Regions from separate parts of the Homo sapiens genome. Here all the other regions are linked to region 2. The links are chromatin loops, found by intact Hi-C in ENCODE. Cell type or tissue: Caco-2. All regions are shown on one strand.

Region 1 (8,000 bases), 290 kb after region 2:
AGCCAGTGGCGGCCTGGGATGCTTCCACCAGGTGGCGCTGTCTCGCGGCGGCTCCTGGCCAGTGCCGGCCAAAGGGCCCTGAAATCTGGGAAAGGGCTGAAGGTGGGGAGTTTGGGGTCGCGGAAGAATGGCTAGGTCCTCACCGTGCGCGCCAGTTTGGCAAAATCCTGCCCCGCAAACTTGACCACGTCCCCTACCCGCAAGATGGGGCAGAAAGGGTCCTTGTCCGGGTGGAAGCGGCAGGTCTTCATGTCCCTGGCTGTCAGGTTGGGAAGGAGGTTTCCCCTGGGGAGGAGCAGAGAGAGAGGTCAGCCCAGGGTTCATGGGAAGATCGTCTTGTGCAATCTCTCCCCGCCTTCCGGAGCCCAGGCCTAGGGGGGATCTGAGCCCTCAGCCTTCATCTGGACCTCGCCATCTCCCTCCCCTCTTTCCTTTCCCTGCATCTTTCTGGTGCCCCATCACCGCCTTCCCTGTGTATCAGGGTGATGTATGTCGGTGACTAATCTCCAGCTGCCAGGCTGGGAGTTCGAGAGGGCAGGAATCATTCTTGGTTACTCTGTGCATTTTTTTTTTTTTGAGACGGAGTCTCGGTCTGTTGCCCAGGCTGGAGCGCGGTGGCATGATCTCGGCTCACTGCAACCTCTGCCTCCCAGGTTCAAGCGATTCTCCTGCCTCAGTCTCCCAAGTAGCTGGGATTACAGGGGTGTGCCACGGCGCCTGGCTAATTTTTTTTTTTTTTTTTTGGTACAGACAGGGTTTCACCATGTTGGCCAGGCTGGTCGCAAACTCCTGACCTCGTGATCCACCCTTCTCGGCCTCCCAAAGTGCAGGGATTACAGGCATTTGTCACTGCGCCTGGCCTAGTGCACTTCTGTAGTGACTGGCATTGCCCTCTGCACATGGCCAATGCCCACTGAGTAGCTGTGGAATGAGTAAGTCAATGAAGGGGGGCTGAACTGACTAAGAGAAAAGGGATTTCCACACATGGGCTAGATGTGGGGAAAAAGAATGGGACGAGACCGAAAGGGTTTCAACCGTTGAAGGCATCCTTGACCCACGACTAGGCCTAAGTTGTCCCTCTCCTACCCCAAGCAAAACTCCCGTTTGGGTCTGAGCCCCAAGGTGGGGAGGCTGGCAGAGAAACTGACCCCAAAGTTCACCTGATCCTCAGTGGCCAAGGCCCGCTGGGAGATTGGGAATGGTAGGCCCAGGGAGATGGGTCAGTGGAGCGAAAGTGGGAAGAACTGTGGCGAGGGGGCATCTCCACTTCCCTGAAAACAGGTTGGCAGGGCCGGGGGTGCCTGCATCTTGGCTTTAGGGAAGGAGTGGGGACTCACTTCTCAAAGTTGAAGAGGGGGAAACGGATGCTGTTCTTGATGAAAATAGTGAAGTTCTCAGCTTCCATCATGATGGGCCTGTGGGTGAGCACAGGAGGCCTTAGCTTTCCAGGAAGAAGAGGGGGAAATGAAGGCTTTCACCTGAGGGCGACCTTTCCTGGTGGATGCCTCCAAAGGGAGACCTCTTATAGATAAAGGGCACTTTGAGAGTGGGCTATAGGAAGGGGCTGTCTGTGCCTGAGTGTCACAGCAGGAGGAGGAGGCAGGTGGGTGGGCTGGGGAAGATGATACCCTGGGCCTGAGGCCACCCCCCACACCAGGAAGGGACAACACTGGAGAAAGCCACAGACCCTCCTCAAGCTCAGAGACGCACGGCTCCCACATGGGCAAAGGGGAGCTGAGGTGGGGGCCTGTCTCCTCCTGTCTGGCTTGGAGCCTTACGTTTCCACTGTGTCCACCTCCGTGGGGCACCAGCCCTGGATCTCACAGGTCCGGAGCACAGAGCTGTAGTTCACGCAGCGGCCAGTGAGGATCCCTAAAGTGAGAGCCACAGCTGCTGGGTGGCTGCCTGCCCTTTGCTCCTCTCCCTTTCCTTCCTCCCTCTTCCCTTCCCCCCATCAGGGACCCTGGCAAGTGGGGGAAAAGAGCAGGCAGGGAAAAGGGAGCTGACTTCTCTCCTGCTGCTTCTCCTGAGCCCCAGACCCAGCCAAAGGGAGGTGACAGCCTTCCTTTCATGTGCTCCGAGCCCCAGCAACCCTGAGGACACCTCTTCTTCTTGTGCTTCCTTCCTTGCCTCTGAGTCTGTGCTGCAGCTGTTCCTTCTGTCTGGAATGAACTTTTTGAAGCCCCCTCTGTCCTGCCAAATCCTATTCATCTTCAGGGACCATCCCAAATGTCACCACCTCAAGGAAGCCTTTGGGTACTGCTCACCCAGAAGCAATCTCTCCCCCTCCCCCAGGCTCAACAGTCTTTTGTACCTCCTGGACAGCACAGGCCACTTCAAGCACCCCTGTCTGTCACCACCATCCTAGACTGGGAACTCCTCTGGGGGCAGGGGCCATGCCACCTTTGTAGCACCCACTGGGTGTGGCACCCAGGGAGCAACTGTAAATGCCAGCAGAATGACATGGAACAGGCTGGTTCCCACTCCCTCTCCAACGACGGGCTCTCCCCCATGGGTCCCACTAACACTTGGGATTGTGGGGTGGGTAAGGGGCTGGACTCACCCCCACCTGGCAAGCGCTCAGGCCCGCACTGGCTGTCTGATACACAGCGGTATTTCTCCTCACTCTGTGGGCAGACGGGTCACAGGTTGGTGAAGGACACTGTCCTGGCCTGGTGAGCTCCGCGACTCCCTCGACCTCCCCATAACCAACAGCCTCAGGAGGGTGGAGGTCCCAGGTCCCAGTTGCAAGGTCAGACTTGGGGCCTCTGCTCATACCTCCCTGCCACTGCTCCCACTCCCACCAACATTTTCAGCCTTGACCTGCTTCACCCAACCTCTGTCCTCCCCTCACCTCTGGGCAGAATCCTTGCATCTGATTTTCAGTAACAATCATCTTGGTGATGATGACAAAGACCGAGGTGCCCTTGGGAGGAGAAGAAGGGAGAGAAAAACATCCAACAGTCCCAATCAGTGAGACAGGGACTATAACTGATTATCCCCACTCTACAGATGAGGAAAGCAAGGCTTGTGTCTAGTGACTTGGCCAAGGTCACAGGGCTGGTGAGGGGCAGAGCTGGCTCTTTGCAGCCACCCACATGGCCCCCTTCTCCCATGTGTGTTGTCCTTGATTGCATTACAAGTTGTGGCAGAGCCTGGAGAGGAACCCAGCTTTCCTGATGCCCAGCACCGCAGGCCCAAGCTCTCACACAGCTCTCAGCTGCTGGGGGAGAGGTCCTCTGGATCAGTGACATCATGGATTCTAGTTTGGGAATCCCATTGGCACTCTTTGCTCGCTTTCTCCCTTCCAACCTGCCCAGTGTCTGGACATCCACATGCCTCTCTGGGTAGGGGTACCATACCTGAGGTGGCGTCACGTAATCAGACACATCCATGACTCTGTTGGCGTAGAGTCCGGAGCCCTTCACCTTGGTTACCACCGAGGACTCAATGGCTGTGTCCCGTACCTGGTAAGCCTTCTCGTGCAAGAAAACCCACCTGGGGCAGGAGAGCATAAATGAAGAGAAAGAGAGGAGTCCATAGACCCAGCAGACAGAAGCTGGGAGAGGTCACCTTCCTGCCAACACTTGGCCATGCCTGGCAGGGTGTGCGGATGGTTCCTTCCAGAGGCGTGAGACCTAGAGTGAGCCCTTGGTTGACTTAGAATAGCGTTTCTCCACCTTTTGTCCCATTACTGCCCCTCAGGTGCCTTTCTAGACATTTTCTCCCCTAGTGGTCCCCCCCTCCATGAAACTTTGATATCACAGATATCTGTTTATGTACTGTATGCAAATTTGTGCTTTATGCATAAAAAGAGTGAGAACCAATTTTCACCTCCTTGGGGGCCATATGGCCCCATTGAGAATGCATGGCTCAAAGTCATTCCATGCTGCTGATGGGGGCCACTTCTCTGGCAGGCACCCAGGAGACAGAAGGACAGAGGATCCCAGGCCTCTGCTCCCATGCATTCCAGCCTTGGCCCACGGCTGTACCCTAAGTGTCCAACACAAAGTAGCTCAGTAAACAAATCAATAAAGGTCCTTGGGAGCTCGGTGCTTGGCAGAATCTATCTGCCCAGGTGTCAGATGAGAACAGAGGAGGAAGCGGGGGACAGCGGCTGAGCTTTTACCTGGCAGGTAAAGGAGCTCGGTTGAAGGTGGGGGGGCTGGGGGAGGAGGGAGGGAAGAGTCTGATCTTATTCCCTGGATTGTGCTGCCACCCAGTGGTCATTTACCTGTACTGGCGCCTTCCTACAGCTTTAAGCCATAATGGGACCACGTGGATGAGGCCTTCCCTTTTTCCATCCCTATCTTCCTTCTCAGACTTTCCTGGCCTCGAGCAAAAGGGCCTGCAAATACCTGCTGGCAACTCGTGCCTCTGCTTTCCTATAAAGTGCCTGCCTTTCCATTTGAAATCGCCAATCACAGCCCTCAAGGCTGAAGTCCCCGCTCAGCCTCACTTAATCCCACACTTCCAGCCTTTGGCAAGATTGCCTTTATTCCTGATGGCACACTGGGAGGTAGATGCTGCCACCATTCCCATTCGACAGATGAGAAAACCTCATCAAATACGTTTAGAAAATGCCATGCAACCCTCCTCCCTCCCCGAGAAACATACGATGTAAACAAACAAATACATCTGTTACATTTTGTTAACCTCACTGTCTCCCAATCTTATTTGACCACAGAAGCCAGTCTTGGAGAAATACTGGTGACGTCTCATGGAACAGAGGAGCACACTTTTGGAAATGCTGGGTGAGGGCATTTTCTGCTTCTAACCAGGGTGGCACGAGGTTGGAAAACCACACCAGATGAAGGTGAGTGGAAGGAATTTGAGACTGTGTAGCCCAGAGAAGACAAAGCCGTAGGAGTTAGAGGCTGGGAAGCTGCAGAGCCAGGAGCTGGGCTGACCTGAGGATTCTATAAGGAGGTGGGCGAGGACTTCAATCCCAGAACCGCCTGCTGCGGAAAGTCACCACACGCGTGCCACACGTCTGGGAAGACTCCAGGACAGCATGTTGCTCACCTGGCAGGTGTGCTGAGAGGAGGCCCCTTCCTCAGGTGGAGGCTGGACTGAATGATCTCTGGGGTCACCTACTGTTGGAACATGCAAACAGCAGCAGCTCCCAGAACGTACCGGGGGTCCCAGCCACTTATAGTTTGGACACCACAATCCTATTTACTGCAAACCCCAGCGGATATTTGCAAGTGGCTCTTCGTTCGGTTTTCAGTGAGAGGGTTTGGTGTTATCCCCATCATGGGTCTTCCTTTGCTCACTGGAATCTTTTTTTCTTTTTATTCTAATTTAAGTTTAAATTTTTGATAAATAAATACTATTTATTATTATTATTTGAGACAGAGTGTCACTCTGTTACCCAGGCACTGGCGCCATCTCGGCTCACTGCAACCTCTGCCTCCCGGGCTCAAGTGATTCTCGTGCCTCAGCCTCCTGAGTAGCTGGGACTACAGGCATGCACAACCACGCCTGGCTAACTTTTTTGTTTTTAGTAGAGACGGGGTTTTCCCATGTTGGCCAGGCTGGTCTCAAACTCCTGGCCTCAAGTGATCTGCCTGCCTTGGCCTCCCAAAGTGCTGGGATTACAGGCGGGATCCACCATGCCCAGCCCTATTTATTATTGATAAGTAATAATTGTACGTATTCATGGGGCACAATGTGGGTGTTTTGATATGCCTATACCTTGTGGAATGATTATGTCATGCTAATGATCATATTTACTACCTCACATATTTATCATTTTTTCAGTAGTATTACTGGCTTGAATTCTGAATGATTTCTTGAGCAGGAGAGAAAGGGTGTAGTCAAAGCACCAGCATATGGCTTCAAACCCGTTACCTGCTTTCCTATTGCTCCTTTAGAGCAGGCAGGCGGCATCCTGATTAACGCACCACTTAGAGTGACTTGCGTGCTTGTAAAATGCTCTCATGCATACCGCCTTCTATGGGGCTTTGTGGTGCTGCTTTATCTCCCAGCACTTTTCTTTTCTTCTTTTTTTGGAAGGGGAGGGGTTTCATTCAGATTTCACAAGGAAGTATGCCTCACGTAGAAATCCCATCTGCCAAATTACGTCCTTGAAGAAGAGAAGGGAGCCTCCCTGTCACAGGAAACCCAAATGAGCATTATTAGCTCACAGCCTGGGGCCCTGCAGAGTGAAGGGAGTGAGGTCTGGGGCCTAGGCTCTCTGCTTCCAGCTAAGATGGCTGTTGGCTGTACATTCGCAGAGTGCAAACTGTGGTCTAAACACACCCTTCTGGAACCGAGCTTCAATGTGCCTAGCCACAGAATAGACATATTTCTCAGTGTCGACCTAAGGAAATGGTTTTCTGAGGCCCCTGCCCTGCGTCCTTAAAGTCCAGGAACATTTGGAGATGCAGAGTTCAGACTAGTATTATATAACCAATGCGGCACTTGCTAAGCCGAATCTTTCACTACATTCTTACTGAGACAGCTTCGTTATTACCTTCATGTCATGAATGAGGAAACTGAGGCACAGAGAGGGTGCTAACTTGCCCAGGATTGCAAAGCTGGTATGTCAGCTCTAACCAGACAACGTGCTCCAGACCACTCACAGCCTCTTCACTCGAAGGTCTCTAGCTGTGTCCCAGCTCAAAGCCAGGCCATGCTGGCCCCCTGAACCGGACCCTGTGCTTTTCCTACCAGCTCCTGCTCCATCACCAGTGAAAGCATCTCCTGGCTTAGGAAAGTCTCAGGAGGAAAGGGCCGAGGACTCCAAGGAACAATCAACCAATCTCCTACCTCCTCCTCCTCCTCCTTCAAGGCTCCTTCTTGTGCCCAGTGGGGTGGAGAGGCCACATTAGAATTCTCTCTCTGACTTAAATAACAAGTGGAAGAATTTCAATGGCCTCACAGGGCCTCGGGATGTCATCAAGGCAGCTAGAAAGAAGGGGATGCTTCATTTCCAGAACGGAGGGGCTGAGGCTGTCTCTGGAGGCCAGGGCTCAGGAGCTAGGGCAGGCCTGAGCCTTCGATTCTTGGCATTTACTCTGCTGCTCTGACTATTTTCTTCTCGCATTCATGGTTTATTATTTATAGAGCGGAAGGCGTGTGGCAGCTCCTTGGCAGGTGGGATGTGCAGGAGAGAGGCCAGAGCCGCGCCCCAGCACCCTCCCATCCGCCCCCAGGGAGCCAAGGAGGAGGCTGGGGAGTGGGTGTGAAGAGTGCACGCTGTGTGTGTGGGAGGAGGAGAGGGGTCTCTTAGGAAGGTGTGAGCTGGGCAGAGGGAAAGGGGGAGGGGTGATGGGGGGGTCTTTGTGAAGTAGTCGCAGTTGCCATCTATTACTGAGTCACCATCTCCGCAAGGCACTTGACATATGTTACCTCCCCTCCCTATAACTCCCAGGGAGGAGGTATTCCTAAATCCATTTTCCAGATATGGGGACTGAGACTTAGAGATGTAAAGTCACTCTTAGGAGGCCCTCTCCTAGTTGGTGTCAGAGCCAGGCTTCTAACCAAGTGCTCTACGTTCCATATTGGGGGAGAGGGCAGGCAGGAATGAGAGTCACTCCTCTCTCTGGACCAGGATGACTGGTCCAGATGGGGCATCCAGCCAGGCATGGTGACTCATGTTGTAATCCCTGCACTTTGGGAGGCCGAGGCAGGTGGATCACTTGAGGTCAGGAGTTCGAGACCAGCCTGGCCAACATGGTGAAACCCCATCTCTACTAAAAATACAAAAATTAGCCGGGCGTCGTGGCACAGGCCTGTAATCCCAGCTACCGGGGAGGCTGAGGCAGGAGAGTCGCTTCAACCCAGGAGGCGGAGGTTGCAGTGAGTCGAGATTGCACCACTGCACTCCGGCCTGAGGGACAGAGCAAGGCTCCGTCTCAAAAAAAAAAAAAAAAAAAAAAAAAAAAAGATGGGGCAGCCCAACAGTTCTTCCCACCATAACAGCTCTTTCCACCATATCTGTCACTTAATTGTGCTGACAAGGTGCCTCACAGTGATACCCTGGGCTGAGAGGA
Region 2 (8,000 bases):
ACACACACCCCCACCCACCCGGGCCTGTCCCTTTATACCACTAGGGGGCAGCAGTTGCCCTGTCTATGGCAAGACTACTGCTTGAGCTTTTACCGGGGAATAAGCGTTCAGGTGAAGTTTTGCCTTAGTAAGAGGGGTGGGTTTTGTTAGCTACTCGGCGAGAGCATCCAAAACCGCTTGTGTCTGCTGGCACCCCTGACAGTAAGTCCATTTTGCCTAGATCCAGGATCGGGCTCTGAAAGAGGCTCATCTCAGAATAAGGATTTTCTTGAGTCCCGTGGCTTTTCAGCCTGGTTCTGTAATGCTCTGGTCAGTTCATGGGCACACTTAAGGCTAAAAGGAAAATCAGTCAGCCAAAGTGCTGCTCTGGCAGTTGATGGGAAGTGAAACAAAATAGCTCAAAAATTAGGCCGGGCGCGATGGCTCACGCCTGCAGTTCCAGCACTTTGAGAGGCCGAGGCTGGTGGATCACCTGATGTCAGGAGTTTGAGACCAGCCTGACCAACATGGCAAAACCCCGTCTCTACTAAAAATTCAAAAATTAGCCAGGCATGATGGCACGTGCCTGTAATCCCAGCTACTTGGGAGGCTGAGGCAGGAGAATCACTTGAACCCAGGAGGCAGAGGTTGCAGTGAGCCAAGATCGTGCTGCTGCACTCCAGCCTGGCGACAGGGCAAGACTCCGTCTCAAAAAAAAAAAAAAAAAAAAAAAAAAAAAGCTCAAAATCGCAACATCAATGCCACCATATGACCCAAGGGACATTTTATTGGCAGTGGTATGAAATCCCTACTGTTGTTGGGTGCCCAACAGTTACAGGGGAGACCATATACATCATAAAGATCATTTTTTGGTAAGCTATAATATTCTTTCCAGATTCATTCATTAATATTCCAAATATTTATAAAGCATCTATTACTTGCCAGGCATTGTGTTAAGCACTAGATGTTAAGCACATGGTGAAGATAAGGCAGCTGTGACCTGACTTCCTGGAGCTTTCTGTCCAGTAGGAGATGCAATAACCAGGAAATCCCAGTAGAAGATGATAATAAGGGATCTAAGCAGGGACGTGGAGGAAGCTTGGGAGCTCATAGGAAAGGAACTCAGCTTAGATGTAAGGAGTCAAGGAAGGCTTCACAAAAGCGATGACTACGATGGCATTTGAAAGATAAGAAGTTAGGTAGGCAAAGGCAAAAGTGATGGAAGTATTTCAGACAGAGTATGTGTCAAGTAACTTAAGTTTAGTTAATTGAAGGAAATAAAAGTTGCTTGTGGGCTGAAAGCAGTGGCTCACGCCTTAATTCCAGCACTTTAGGAAGCCAAGGCTGGAGGCTTGCTTGAGGCCAAACTTTGAGGTTAGCCTGGGCAATATAGCAAGATCTTGTCTCAAAAAAAAAAAAGCCATACCTGCACCTGTAGTCTCGACTACTCAGGAGGCTGAGCAGGAGGATCACTTGAGCCCAGGAGGCTGAGGTTGCAGTGAGCCATGATCACGCCACTGCACTCCAGCCTGGGCTGGAGCAAAACTTTGTCTCCTTAAAAAGTGGGTGAGAGGACATGAAAGGAAAGAGAAGCAGGAGCCATAAACTATTTAGGGAATCTAGATTTAATCCCAATGGTATTAGGGAAATATGGGAAAATTATTGTTTTTTAGAGTGGAGTGGCAGTATCAAATGGCTATTTGTGCCCAGACAAGAGGCTCAAATAGAAGTTTTAATAGACTGGAGAAAGTAAGGAACATATGGTAGGGTGCGGTGGCTCACACCCGTAATCCCAGCACTTTGGGAGGCTGAGGTGGGCGATCACTTGAGGCCAAGAGTTTCAGACCAGCTTGGACAACAAAAATTAGCCAGGCATGGTGGTGCACGCCTGTAATCCCAGCTACTCAGGAGGTTGAGGCAGGAGAATCACTTGAACCTGGTAGGCAGAGGTTGCAGTGGGCCGAGATCGCGCCACTGCACTCCAGCCTGGGCGACAGTGAGATTCTGTCTTAAAAAAAAAAAAAAAAGGGAAATAAAGCTAACTGTACTATCTCAAATACTGTTGTTGTGATCAGAATGGAGAGGCTGTCTGGGCAGGAGAAAGGAGGACTAGAACTGGAAGGCACAGAAGTAAAAGGGCAAGGGAAAAAGGCAAGCCATGGAGAGATGTCCAACATCCCTCAACTAAGGCCTCAGGGGAGTCTGACCCATCTTTCAGTTTCTACATGCCTCATGATGCCAAGATCCCTCTCAGGGTCCAGCAGAGGACCTCAAAACCCTATTCCTCTTGGACCCATTTCTTGCACCAAAGTTTAGGGAAGATTTCTCAAGTCCCAAACTCTGCTGTTGAAAACCAGGCACAAACTAGCTGCCTTCTTCACTTGATCTTAGCCAAAAGACCAGGAATACTAGCTGCCTTCTTAAAGAAGCTCCCCAAATATTCCTCTCATTCAATTTATTTTAACAAGTTTTAATTAAGCCTACTAGGCACTGTGGGAGACAGAGAAGTAAATGGCTGAGTCATTGCTCTCAAATTTTTCTTTCTTTTTTTTTTTTTTTGAGATGGAGTCTCGCTCTGTTGCCCAGGCTGGAGTGCAGTGGCGCAATCTCGGCTCACTTCAACTTCTGCCTCCAAGATTCATTCAAGAGTCTCCTGCCTCAGCCACCCAAGTAGCTGAGACTACAGGCGTGCATTACCACGCCTGGCTAATTTTTGTATTTTTAGTAGAGACGAGGTTTCACCATGTTGGCCAGGCTGGTCTTGAACCCCTGACCTCAGGTGATCCGCCCGCCTCGGCCTCCCAAAGTGTTGGGATTACAGGCGTGAGCCACCGCACCCGGCCTCAATTTCCTTGTAATTGGTCCTGGGAGAATCATTCTGTGGGTTGATTCAAGGGATCCTATTAATCTTTAAGATTAAGTCATGGGCAACGCTGTCCAAATCTTGGATGCCCAGACAGGTGTGCCCTCAAGCAGCATTACCATCAAACACCCCGTGACCAAGAGGGAGTGGTGCTGAGAAAGGTAAGTGGATTCAGGGAAGGAGTGAGGTCTTTCCATGCCTCATGAGCCAGGGAAGGAGCTGTAGGTATGGGATGCCAGCAGCACACAGGTCCTTTTCTTTGGGGAGCAATCCTCTCGAGTTAACCCCCTTTCCTTTCTGGTGCATTCCTTTTTTTCTCAAGGAGGCCTACTCTGTACCTAATAGTGATTCTCCTAATCTTTTTCCACTCACTCTCCATTCCGGGCTGAGTCTGGGAATGCTTATCCTTCTTAGCCTAAGGAGTTGCCACCACTTCTGGTCCTTAAAGGTTTGAGGCTTTGGAAGATATCCTCATACAACCAGCAGATGGCATCAAAACCTTCCACCCCTCAGCTCAGGAAATCTCCCAGTTTGAAGAACCTATTCAGATCTCTCCAGATGGGTCTACAAAAAGATGAGTGAGCTGTCAAGACTTAACACAGGGTTGTATCTAGGCTTTGCAACCTAAGAGCTACACAATCTTAGCCAAACTGTTTAAACCTTTCTGACCCTCAGTTTTTCATCCATAAAATGGGGCTGTTACCTCCCAGAAGTTATTAGGTTTCACAGTAACGGAGGCAGTGTCTATCACAAGCACTGCATACAGAAGTAGTTCCATAAATGAGAGCTATTAGTATAACTAACAAGTGAGGCTACCCAGATTCCCACCAGGGTAGCTGACTGGTGCCCAGATGGGAGAGGAATTGCAATGCTGAGGAGGCAGCCAGCGCTGGGTAGCACTACACGGCCAATGCCCTTTTAACATTGCACTGCTAGTGACAGGTGCAGACAGTAGCACAATGTGAAAAGAGCTCTGGCCAGCAGCAGAGGCATGCCGGCCCTGCCTCCTCACTCCTTCTCCCAGTCCCTGGCCCACTCAGCTCACGGGCTCCCTCTGCCCCTTCTTTGCTTCAATACAGCTTTTTTCCCTTTTATTCCATTCTTAGTGTTCATTCTATTTTTTCACCACTCTTCCTTTTGCCGCCTTCTTCACCAACCCCCTGACCCCCAGCACAGAGACCACCTTTTTCTTGGAGGTTTTGGCATGGGAGGACAGGACCCACTAAAGCAGCTGCAGGGATACTTCGGGCTTGATGCTCAGTCCTCAAAGAAAACGGCTATTAGCAATCCCCAAAGTCTGGAGGTCACTCGTATGAGGCTGTGTTCATCTGGATTTGCATTTCCGCTAGCTTACCTTCTAGAGAGGAGCTTGCTGCCCAAGACTACAGAACCCTCTACTCTTCTCTAAGTTTCCATCTCCTTTTAAATTTAGATAAAGCAGAGCTCTAGGCCTCAAGGCAACACTCTCAGATGACCTTCCAGGACCAGAGAGGTGGGAGCCTGTAGTCACAGCTCCCCACGCAGTAGAGAGAAGCTTCCAGGCGGGGAGGTGAAAGCTGCTGGTGAAGCCCCACCCCTGCATCTCCTTTTGGAGGTCCTGAAAGCACTTTGCAGATTCAGCATTAAAATGGTGAGGGTGATTCGCTCACAGTTACTGAGAGTTAGGGATAGGCTTTCACTGGCAGTGGGATTCACATCTGAGTTATTTCCTGTCTTATCCAGGGACCCTTGGTTGGGGAGTCTTCAAGCTCATCCTAGCACTTCCCCATCCTATCCAACCCTAAGGGGGCTTAAATACAGGACAAACAGTCCCCGGAAGATTAACACCCAAAGCCAGAAAGCTGCCCTGGAAGGACACCTGGATATCTGGAGGCTCAGACCCAGGCAGGCTCTATTGTGGCACATTCCAGCTAGGGCCACAGCCCCGGAGCCCAGCTCCAGTTCTGACCCAGTGAACTTTGGGCAGCCCAGAGAAACAGAGGCTGGAGGGTGATTCCTCCAGTGCCCCGATCAACGAAGGGGAGATGCCTTCTTCCCTAATCCACAGCCACCGTAAGGAATAGAGGACAGAATTCCAGTTGGGAGCTCTTCCTCTGGGCTTCCCTCTAGCCTCGTCCCACCCCCTCAGGAAGCAGGAGACGTTCCCTCCCGCTCTCCCCGGCAGAGTTTGTTCCCGTAATCTGCAAACATGGGGCCCTGCCCTACAGTTTTAATGGGCGGAAACCAAGACCCCTCGAGGGTCAGTGACCTCTCTGCTCTGGGGTTGGGCAAACCAGGCCCAGCTGGGAACTGGATCACACCAACAGGGGGCAGAGGGGCAAAGATAAGGCTGCACAGCAAGCTTCAGGGAGGCCAGGGGAAGATTCTTCCCCAAGAAGTTTCCAGGTCTCTCCTTAGGGAGTGCAGGGAGAAAGGGCCAAGAGCCCCTCAGCTCTCACACACCCAACTCATTCCTGAGGAGCAGGCCCAGCGACTCACCAGCCAGCAGGACCCCTCCCCCACCTTGGGCCCAGGAGCCAGCCCCCAGCTCCTTCCAGAAGCGAGTGTAGAGACCGAGGAGGAAATGGGGGAGGGGAGGCCCCGGCTCAAGTTCTCTCCTCTCCCCCTCCTCATTGGCCACCATCTTCCGGCCCCTGCCCCCAGAGCAGCAGGGGATGGGGCCCAGCCTGTGAAAGGGAGAGAAAGGGCAGGTGGGGGGTTAGCTGGAGCAGCAGGGGCAGGGGGCTGGCCCCAACTGTCTCCTCCCACCCCCTCCTCGCAGCCATGGCGACGGGAGGAGGAGACCAGGAGGGTCCTGAAAGCCATGTTCTGTGAATGGGATGAGAGAGGCAGCTGGGAAGTGGGGGGTGAGGGGCGCTCTCCTTCAACACCCAACTGTGCTCCCCCCGAACACACACACCTCGAGGCTGGACCACACAGGCGCACGTACACACCACACACACACACACACACACACACAAACTCTCAGCCATACTTGCTGCACAACTCAGCCCTCATTACACACCCAAACAACAAGAACTGGAGTGTGAGCGCACGCCCCCCACACACACACATCCCCGCACCCCTCAACACCCCACAACTATCAGCTCGAAAACCAGCCTCACACCCCCACACCGCCCCTGGCTCACCCTACAACTTCTGGAGGTGCAGAACTCCCTGCCCTGCTCCAGCCCTTCGGCCCCCGGTCCCCCTCGGAACACTCCACGCCCTCGCACACAACCCAGGTGGAGACAGATGGCCCAGCTCGGCCGTGCCCAGCGGAGCCCCCCATCCCTACCCCACCACGCCCCCCACTGGAAAATGACAGTGAGGCCACCTCAGAAAGACACGCCTGGTGCTTCCCAGTTACAGTGTTTCCAAAGGAAAAAATAGAAAAGATGCCCACGAGTGGAGAATGAGGAGGGAAAAAGGAAGACGAGAGAAAGAGCCCAGACCGTCCCCCTCCCTTCCCCAAGAGAGAATAAAACCGAAAATCGGTGTCGTTACCCTTCGGGAAGCTCTCGATACCTACACATTGCTCTTCGTTAGGATCCTCTGCCTGCCACCTCCTTCTTCCCGGGCTCTTTCTCTGCCCTTCCCTCCCTCTTGGCTCCCCTCCCTGGCCTCGCTCCCCCTCGCTCACGCCCTCTCGCACCCCGCCAGCCCCTCTCCCGGGCCGGGCTTGGATCCCCAGCGGCCGCCCCGCCACCCGCCGGCCGGGACCGAGGTTGCGAGGCCGGTGGGCCGCGGAGACCCTCTCCTCTGCCGATCTCGCTCTTCCCCCCTCGCCCCCTTTCTCCTTCCACACTCCCTGCCGTCCATCTTGAATACTTGGGATTCTTGAATGGAGTGAGCAGGATCCGCTCCCCCAGGCTCCCATTGGCTGTGGGTTAACCCTTTTGAAACGAGATCCTCCCTCCCATTGGCTGCCAGGCTCCCCTCTTCTCCCCCAACCCCCATCCCCTCCGCCTCCCAACAGTCCGCGAGGTCAGGGCGCTCCCGGAGCCCCCTCCCCTGGCTTCTCACCTCAACAACCCCCGCACCAGGACGCCCCTCTCCCCGCTCTTTCCGTCACGCCCCGCACAGGGCTGCAGGTGAAGGCAGATCCAGTTCCCGCCAAATGCGGCCCCAAGGTGGGGCTGGCAGAAACCCTGTTCCCAGATGCCCCTCGTGCTGGATTTGGAGACCTTGGAAGATACAAGGGGTGCAATTTCCTGCCCGTCTCCAACCCCTCCTTGACCAGAAGTACTTCTGCAACAGGGGATCCACTCAGCCTTTCAGCCTCACCCAAGGCGGTGGGAGAGCGTTCCTGAACGCCCGCGCTTCTTGGGCTGGCCAGGAAGAGGGCAGCTCTAGAAAGAAGATCTGGGGCTCTTCACCGAAGCTAATTCCCCGAGTGCCGCAGGGCAGGCCTGACCCGATCAGGAATGTGCAGCATCTGGAGCTCCGCTCCGTCAAAAACATCCCCTCAGACCAGCCCTGCCCCGCCTGGGCCAACGTGCTGTGCGCCCACAAGGGGCTCTGAGGTGGGGGAGCCCAGAGAGGAAGGCGGCAGCAAGGACGAGGGCGATATGTCAGGCCTTGGAGTAAGGTCCGGGGTTTTAGGCCTAGATCTGCCATTAAGATGCAGGGCGAGGCTGGGCGCGGTGGCTAACGCCTATAATCCAAGCACTTTGAGAGGCTGAGGTGGGAGGATTGCTTGAGCCCAGGAGTTCCAGACCACCCTGGGCAACACACTGAGACTCTATCTCTACGAAAAATAAAAAAATTAGCTGGGCGTCGTGGTGTGGCCTATGGTCCCAGCTACTAGGGAGGCTGAGATGGGAGGATCGCTTAAGCCTAGGAGTTCCAGGTTGCAGTGAGCTATGATCGGGCTCGGTGGCTCATGCCTGTAATCCTAGCATTCTGGGAGGCCGAGGCGGGTGGATCACCTGAGTTCAGGAGTTAAAGACCAGCCTGGCCAACATGGTGAAAACCCGTCTCTACTAAAAATACCAAAATTATCTGGGCGTGGTGGTGCTTGCCTGTAATCCCAGTTACTTGGGAGACTGAGGCAGGAGAATCGCTTGAACCCAGGAGGCAGAAGTTACAGTGAACCGAGATCAAATCATTGTACTCCAGTCTGGGTGAAAAGAGCGAAACTCTATCTCAAAAAAAAAGCTTGGCGAGGTCATGTTTC
Region 3 (8,000 bases), 150 kb after region 2:
GCTCAGTGCAAGATGGGGGCCTCAATTTCCTCTGTCAAATATCAAAGGACCCTTTGACTGAGCCATGCCATGCTCCTCAACCTCCACGGTGGGCAGTACCAAACTGCATACCGTTTTGCACTTTACAAAGAGTACTAAAGAAGGTACTTTTGCTCAGTGTCTCCAAAGGAGTTTGAGAGAGCGCATGGGTGGGGGGGCCATCAGTTGTTCTGGTGGGCAGGCATGGAGGGTGGGCAGTTCTCCCTTCTTTTCAACTGAAGTAGTGTTTGAAGAGCCAGATCTTACCTCCACACATTTGGGGGTGTGGCCCTTTGAAGCTCTGTCCTGCCCCTAGGGAGGAAAAGGCACCAAGGTCCAAGACTGCAGAGAAAAAGGTTTGAGCAGGAGCCTGAGGGGAGAGCAGACATTAATTATCCTGGTCAGATGGTATGGGGAGGACAAGAGGACAGATGGTGCATCAGCTTCTTCCATAAGAAGGGCTGACACATTTGCACAGAATCTCATTCAATTGAGAACTTACCTGCCCTGGGGTTGAGAGCCCTTGGGCAGAGCACTTGCACCTCCCTCTCCCCAACCCCCCCAGTTGTTGCACGTGGGAGGACCTGGGAAAGGTGAGAAAAGGCTGAGCATGAGCAGTCTGGGTTTGCCTTTTCCCCTGGGGAATGTGCCAGGAAGGGGCAGGATAAACACGATTAGGCCCGGTAAACCTAGAGCACTAAGTTTCCTTTGTACGTACTATGAAATGGACATTTTTGTGCGAACATGAACATGAATGTTTGTGGAGTCATAGGCAAAAATGTATGTATTTTTTTAAGATAATGGAAATTTCAGAGATATTTTGAGCCAGTGGCCAGCAACTTCAGGCTTTGTGGAGACTATTTCATAGCTCTCTAGGGGGCCTCAAGTGAAAAAGAAAAAGGAATGATGGGTCTTCTGAGTCTGACTCTAAACTTCTGGTCTTGGTTTCCTCATCTGCAAATTGGGCACAAGGACAAGGGGAGAAGAGAACTTCTTTAAGGCCTCTGAGGCCTGGGATCTACCTTGGTGGGGTCTGGGGCCAGGCAGTCTCCCCCACGGGCCTGCCCCCTCCTCTCACAGCTGATCTACGATGCCGGTGTGGCCTTCGTGGTCATCATGTTCACCTGGTCTGGCCTGGCCTGCCTTATCTTTCTGAACTGCACCCTCAACTGGCCCATCGAAGCCTTTCCTGCCCCTGAGGAAGTCAATTACACGTGAGTGGCTGGAGTGGGCAGAGACTCTCCCTGGGGCAGAGAGGGCTGTGGTGATATGATAGACGGAATTAACTTTGGATTCAGAGAGACCTCGGCTTGGACCTCTGCTTGGCAAATCGCTTGAGCCCTCCAAGCTCTGCTTTCTCATCTGTACTATGAGCCTGTTCCTACCTACCCACAGGTCGCTTTTGTTTGTTTGTTTGTTTAGAGGCAGTGTCTTGCTCTGTCACTCAGGCTGGAGTGTAGTGTCTTGGTCCTGGCTCACTGCAACCTAAAACTGCTGGGCTCAAGCGAACCTCTCCCTCTGCCTCCCGAGGAGCTGGGGTTACAGGCACACACCACCATGCCCAGTTAATTTTTTTATTTTTTGTAGAGACAGGGCTTACTGTGTTACCTAGGCTGGTTTTGAACTCCTGGCCTTAAGGGATCCTCCCCCCTTGCCCTTCCAAAGTGTCCGATTACAGGCGTGAGCCACTGTGCCCAGCCTCCCATGGGTGTTTTTAAGTAATACAGTTGGCACATAACAGGTGGTCAAAACATGGTAAATATTTATTTATTTATTTATTTATTTTTGAGACAGAGTCTCATTCTGTCGCCCAGGCTGGAGTGCAGTGGCATGATTTCAGTGAACTGCAACCTCTGCCTCCTGAATAGCTGGGATTACAGGCACGCGCCACCACACCCAGCTAATTTTTGTATTTTTTAGTGGAGACGGGGTTTCACCATGTTGGCCAGGCTGGTCTTGAACTCCTGGCCTCAAGTGATCCGCCTGGCTCAGCCTCCCAAAGTGCTGGGATTGCAGGCGTGAGCCACCATGCTCAGCTCATGGTAACTATTTATGTGGGTGCAAAAGTAATTGTGGTTTTTGCCATTAAAAGTAATGGGCCAGGCGCAGTGGGTCATGCCTATAATCCCAGCACTTTGGGAGGCCGAAGAGGGTGGATCGCCTGAGGTCGGGAGTTCTAGACCAGCCTGACCAACATGGAGAAACACCGTCTCTACTAAAAATACAAAATTAGCTGGGTGTGGTGGTGCATGCCTGTAATCCCAGCTAGTCAGGAGGCTGAGGCAGGAGAATCACTTGAACCCTAGAGGCTGAGGTTGCGGTGAGCCGAGATCGTGCCATTGCACTCCAGCCTGGGCAACAAGATCAAAAACTCCGTCTCAAAAAAAAAAAAAAAGTAATGACAAATACTGTTTTCATCCTTTCTGGGTTTGGAGGAGATCTGAGTAGGAGGCACCTCAGCAATGGCACTCGATGCCATGTGGTCCCAAAAAGAGGGACATAAAAGAATCAAGCACCCCATCTTTTGTGGAGCCACCTGAATGCCAACTTTTTCCAGCCCCCTGTCAGTTCAGCAGAGGCAAGAGGTGATACTCCACACCAAGCACATAAGGTGACATTACAGAACTGACAGTTATGCCAGGCACTGTACTTAGCCCCTATACCATCCTCAAACAGCTGTATGATGTAGATTGGGTATTAACCCCATTAATAACAAAAGTACAGGGAACAAAGTGACTTTCCAAAGGTCATGCCATTCAAAGGAGGGTGAATCTTAGGTTGGACGCAGGCTGTCTGACTCTGGAGTCTGAGGTGTTAATGCTGCCTCCTCCATGGGAACAGCCCAAGTGAAAAACAGCTGATCCACTCTTCATTTACTTGGCATCTGTGCTAAGCTGGTCCCTGAGCCAAGCTCTGAGCAACAGAAACAGAAGCTCTGCATTAGGAGCTTGTGAGCATGTCAATGCCGGGTAAAGGAGTGCTGGAAACCGCTGGGATGGCCGCCGAGCACTAGGCCGTTGAAGGTGGGCTCTGTGTGACTGGTTCCTCTACACTCTGGCCTGGCTGCCTGCAGGAAGAAGATCAAGCTGAGTGGGCTGGCCCTGGACCACAAGGTGACAGGTGACCTCTTCTACACCCATGTGACCACCATGGGCCAGAGGCTCAGCCAGAAGGCCCCCAGCCTGGAGGACGGTTCGGATGCCTTCATGTCACCCCAGGATGTTCGGGGCACCTCAGAAAACCTTCCTGAGAGTGAGTGTCTGGTCAAGGTGCCGGCCTTGGGGGATAGTGATGGTGGGTCCTCATATTCAGTGAGCACTCATGGTTGAGTATTTATTCGCACCCCTCTTCAGTCCTTACAACACCCCATGATGTAGGTGGGGCATGCTCCTCATTTACAGATGGGCACATCAAAGCTCAGCTAACGCTGGGAAGTTCAGATTCAGGGTTACCCTGCTGGATTCCTGGGATTGGGGAGGGAGGAGCTTCCAAAATGGGGACAAGGTCTCTGGGCCTGTCGGGTAGCTGGTTTCCTCAGGGCCCCTTGCAACCTCTGAGCTTATTGCATCAGGTGCAGCCAGGCCCGTGAGCCTCCTGGCAGGGGTCCTCCACACCTGGCTGTCTTTTGCCCCCTGCTGGTCACAGGAGGAGCTGCAGCACCTGCCTGGGCTGCTTCTCAGGAGGGTACATGAAGATCCCAGGACCGCCAGCTCCATGATAAGTGGAAGGAGCTCCTTGGAGTCAGGAGCGGGAGTTGAGGAGTTTGAGTCCTGCTCTCCAGTTATAGGCTATGTGACTTGTGTAGATCACCTAACCTTGCTCTTGATTTCCTTACCTCTTAAACTAGCACTAAAAGCACCCCACAAACTGTAAAGTTAGTTGTGATGATTGAATGACACCATGGGTGTGGAAGCTCTTTGTAAAGTGCAAAACGGTGTGCAGTTTGAGGGTGGTTACCCCCAGTGCCGATTCTCAGAGGGCAACATGGCTAAGGGCACGAGCTGGAGTTAGGCTGACCTGCTGCTTCCAGCCCTGTGAGCTTGAGCAAGTCATTTAACTTCCTGAGCTGCAGTTTCCTCATCAGTAAAATGTGATAAGGATAGGGTTGTTGTAAGATTTTATTAAATGGGGTAATAAATGTCAAGTATGTAGCCCATAGTGAGTGCTTCAGAGTTTTTTTCTTTTGTTTCTTTCCCCCCCGCCCCGAGATGGAGCCTTACTCTGTTGCCCAGGCTGGAGTGCAGTGGCATGATCTTGGCTCACTGCAACCTCCGCCTCCCGGGTTCAAGCAATTCTCCTGCCTCAGCCTCCCAAATAGCTGGGACTACAGGCGTGCACCACCATGCTCGGCTAATTTTTGTATCTTTAGTAGAGACGGGGTTTCACCATGTTGGCCAGGCTGGTCTCGAACTCCTGACCTCATGATGCTCCTGCCTCAGCCTCCGAAAGTTTTGGGATTACAAGTGTGAGCCACCGTGCCCTGCCAGGTTTTTTTTTTTTTTTTTTTTTGTAAAATAGAGACAGGGTATTGCTGTTGCCTGGGCTGGAGTGCGGTAGTGCAATCATAGTTCACTGCAGCCTTGACCTCCTGGGCTCAAGTGATCCTCCTGCCTCAGCCTCCTGAGTAGCTGGGAATACAGGTGTGCACAACCATGCCTGGCTTATTTTTTTATATATATATATATATATATATATATATATATATATACACAAAATTATATATATTATATTATTATATATTATATTATATATTATATTATTTTTTATATATAAATTATATATATATTTATATTATATTTTATATATATATATATTTTTTAGAGATAGGGTCTTGCTATGTTGACCACCAGGCTGGTCTTGAACTCCTGGGCTCAAGCAATCCTCCTGCCTCAGCCTCCTGAGTAGCTGGGAATACAGGTGTGCACCACCATGCCTGGCTTATTTCATATATATATATTTTTATATATATGTATATTTATATATATAAATATATATATAATTTCTGTATATAAATAAATAAATAAATATATATATATATTTTTAGAGATAGGGTCTTGCTATGTTGACCACCAGGTCTTGAACTCCTGGGCTCAAGTGATCCTCCTACCTCTGCCTTTCAAAGTGTTGGGATTACAGGCGTGAGCCATGGCACCTAACTGAGTTATTTTTACCACACGAAGCATAGGACATACATCCAAAAATGTTCTGAGCTGAGCAAGAGCCTGGAGGCAAGTGAATCTGAACTTTCCCGTCTTTGAAGAAACCAGTCTCTCTCCAAAGTCACATAGTTAGTGTCACTCCCCCCAAGAACTGCATGAGCTGGGACAATCAGAGGGCAGTGGAAGGTCTGGGGCTCAGGGGCGCCCCCTGCTGTCTCCCCAGGGTCTGTCCCCTTACGCAAGAGCCTCTGCTCCCCCACTTTCCTGTGGAGCCTCCTCACCATGGGCATGACCCAGCTGCGGATCATCTTCTACATGGCTGCTGTGAACAAGATGCTGGAGTACCTTGTGACTGGTGGCCAGGAGCATGGTGAGGCACCGCTGAGGCCCCTGGGGGTTGGGGGCACAGGCGGGTCACCCTGGCTGAGCTCCCCTCACCATACGTTTCCCTACCCACAGAGACAAATGAACAGCAACAAAAGGTGGCAGAGACAGGTAGGGCTATGAAAGCAGGGCCCTGGCTCACGCCCACCCCACTGCAACCCGCTTCTCAGGGGGCGGGACTCCTCTAGGCCTGGGCCCACCCAGGTAACCCTTTTGTGGGATGTAAGAGTCTGGGTTCAGAGGAAGGCTATTTTGGTGCTCTCTGGCCTCCGCTGGAAGGGGTGATAGTGTCCACTGAGTGCCAGTTCCTGACCCCACTGCCCTTCCCATCCTGCCCAGTTGGGTTCTACTCCTCCGTCTTCGGGGCCATGCAGCTGTTGTGCCTTCTCACCTGCCCCCTCATTGGCTACATCATGGACTGGCGGATCAAGGACTGCGTGGACGCCCCAACTCAGGGCACTGTCCTCGGAGATGCCAGGTGACCTGCCTGTACAGGGATGGTGACAGCAAGTGGTCAGGCAGTGCTTTTCATTTTCTCTGTGCGTTTACATCCAGCAACTTGTTGCTTTCTCCCAAGAACCCTAGGAGATCAGGGGTACCTCCCCATTTTACAGATGAGGAAACTGAGGCTAGGAAGGGACCTGGCTTGCTTAATAATAAGAATAGCTAATGCAGAGTGCTGACTGTGCACTTGGCACCTTGCCTTGTTTAGTCCTACAACACCTCTTTGAGGTAGATGCGTTAATATCTTCATTTTGCAGTTGAGGAAACCGAGGTACAGGGTTGCACAGTTAGGTCATTCACCCAAGATCACACAGCTTTCAGTGGCAGCCTCCAGAACCTGTGTTATAAGGGTACACGCTAAAGTCTTGTTAGGGCTAGAATAGGTAGAGTTGGTATATTAGATATTTATTGCTGTATAACAAATCACCCCAAGGCTTGGCATTTTAAAACAACAAACACTTCTCATCTCATACAGTTTCTGACAGTCAGAAATCAGGGAGAGACTCAGCCGGCTGATTCTGAGTCACAGTCTCTCATGAAGACATAGTCAGGCTGTCAGCCAGGGCTGCAGTCATCTGAAGGGCTGACTGGGGTTGGAGAATCTATGTCAGTTCAATTACCCCCATGGCCTCTCCATAGGGCTGCTCAGGACACAGCACCTGCTTTCCCTTGAGCAAGAGGGCTAAGCGACAGAGACCCCGTATCTTCTCTCACATAATCTCAGACGTAGCATACCATCACTTCTGTTACGTTCTATTATAGGCACAGAGCAACCCTGATATACTGTGGAAGGAGACTGGACAAAGCAGGGGAATACCAGGAGGCAGGATCCTTGAGGGCTGTCTTGTTGGCTGGAGACCACCATTGAGGGTTTTTTTTTTTTTTTTTATTGAGACAGTCTTGCTCTGTCGCCCAGGCTGGAGTGCAGTGGCACGATCTCAGCTCACTGCAACCTCTGCCTCCCAGGTTCAAGCGATTCTCCTGCCTCAGCCTCCCGAGTAGCTGGGATTCACCATGGAGTCTTGAACCCAGATTCTGTGACTGCTTTTGCTCTTTTTGTGTTCATCCAAACAGTCCCTGTTTATCCTAAGAGGATGGGAGAAAGAGACTGGGAGAGAAGGAAATCCAGTGGCCTCCCTCCCTGCTAGCAGAGCCTGGCCCTGGCACTGAGCCTTCCTCCTCTACCCTCTGCTCCTAATGGTGAGGGTCCCCTAGCAGGGCCCTTCTGTCCAGGACACATGGGCCGCCTGTCCTCACCCCAGCCTACTGACCTCTCTCCTGGGCTGGCCTCAGTGCCCTTGATTGTGCCGGAGAGAGGAAGCGCTGGACAGTCAGGCCAAGCTGCTGTCCCCAGGAGGGCATCTGCTTATGTCTAGGGCAGGGACACCTTCCTGAGGACTTCTGATGAGAGACGGTGTGAGAGCTTCCCACTTCCCACCTTCCTTCCCATCCTTGGTTCTCAAACCTTCAAGTGTGCATGAGAATCACTTAGTGGGGGATATTTGTCCAAATGCAGATTTGCAGATATCCCCGCTGAGATTCTGAGGGCCGAGATGAGGCCTGTGAATCTGCATGTTAAGAAAGCACCCGCTTTGATGCGTGTGTCATTGGGTAGGGGAGCAACACTTTGAGAAACATGGAGCTAGAGAACGTGGGTTTCTATGGGTTTCCCATAGAAACATGGATTTCTGTGTTTTCTGCTGCCCTGACATCGAAGGCACATCTGAAGGGGGAGGGGCCAGGCCAAGAACCAGGGAGTCCTGGGAACGTAGAGGCAGCAGCCAGTGACTTCCCGTACTCCTCAGGGACGGGGTTGCTACCAAATCCATCAGACCACGCTACTGCAAGATCCAAAAGCTCACCAATGCCATCAGTGCCTTCACCCTGACCAACCTGCTGCTTGTGGGTTTTGGCATCACCTGTCTCATCAACAAC

What was found. Hi-C counts contacts between places; a loop is a spot of excess contacts. Peaks named below come from ENCODE experiments on the same cell type or tissue, not always from the same donor. Only the 100,000 strongest peaks of a DNase experiment are listed, where the experiment ranks them.
Region 1: it touches region 2 in a loop (12-fold over the local background); 81 of 110 quality-filtered maps call a loop at or near these places.
Region 3: a loop joins it to region 2, with 6 times the contacts of the local background. A loop is called at or near these places in 24 of 110 quality-filtered maps.

What each region holds. Positions count from the first base shown.
Region 1 is chr11:57,342,042-57,350,041 of GRCh38, reverse strand. It overlaps P2RX3 (purinergic receptor P2X 3), which reads right to left. Exons shown (of 12, transcript NM_002559.5): 2 at 3,363-3,498; 3 at 2,855-2,926; 4 at 2,564-2,627; 5 at 1,779-1,872; 6 at 1,338-1,415; 7 at 144-285. Among named protein-coding and RNA genes, the nearest start is that of P2RX3, 7.7 kb to the right of the region's middle. RefSeq lists an enhancer at 1-213. In Caco-2, CTCF peaks have their summits at 39 (motif pointing right), 4,007 and 4,217 (motif pointing left); DNase peaks (open chromatin) are centred at 298 and 4,231.
Region 2 is chr11:57,637,026-57,645,025 of GRCh38, reverse strand. MIR130AHG (MIR130A host gene) reads right to left here and starts at 6,650. Exons shown (of 2, transcript NR_186232.1): 1 at 6,354-6,650. MIR130A (microRNA 130a) reads right to left here and starts at 3,828; the gene lies at 3,740-3,828. RefSeq lists enhancers at 1,257-1,756, 5,031-5,610 and silencers at 6,457-6,516, 6,537-6,726. In Caco-2, a CTCF peak has its summit at 36 (motif pointing right); DNase peaks (open chromatin) are centred at 45, 3,336, 5,335, 7,231 and 1 weaker place.
Region 3 is chr11:57,489,263-57,497,262 of GRCh38, reverse strand. SLC43A1 (solute carrier family 43 member 1) reads left to right here. Exons shown (of 15, transcript NM_003627.6): 7 at 1,099-1,232; 8 at 3,092-3,270; 9 at 5,401-5,547; 10 at 5,637-5,672; 11 at 5,901-6,039; 12 at 7,871-8,000. Among named protein-coding and RNA genes, the nearest start is that of SLC43A1, 22 kb to the left of the region's middle. RefSeq lists enhancers at 2,829-4,028, 7,272-7,772. In Caco-2, CTCF peaks have their summits at 3,665 (motif pointing left) and 5,416 (motif pointing left); DNase peaks (open chromatin) are centred at 3,602 and 5,395.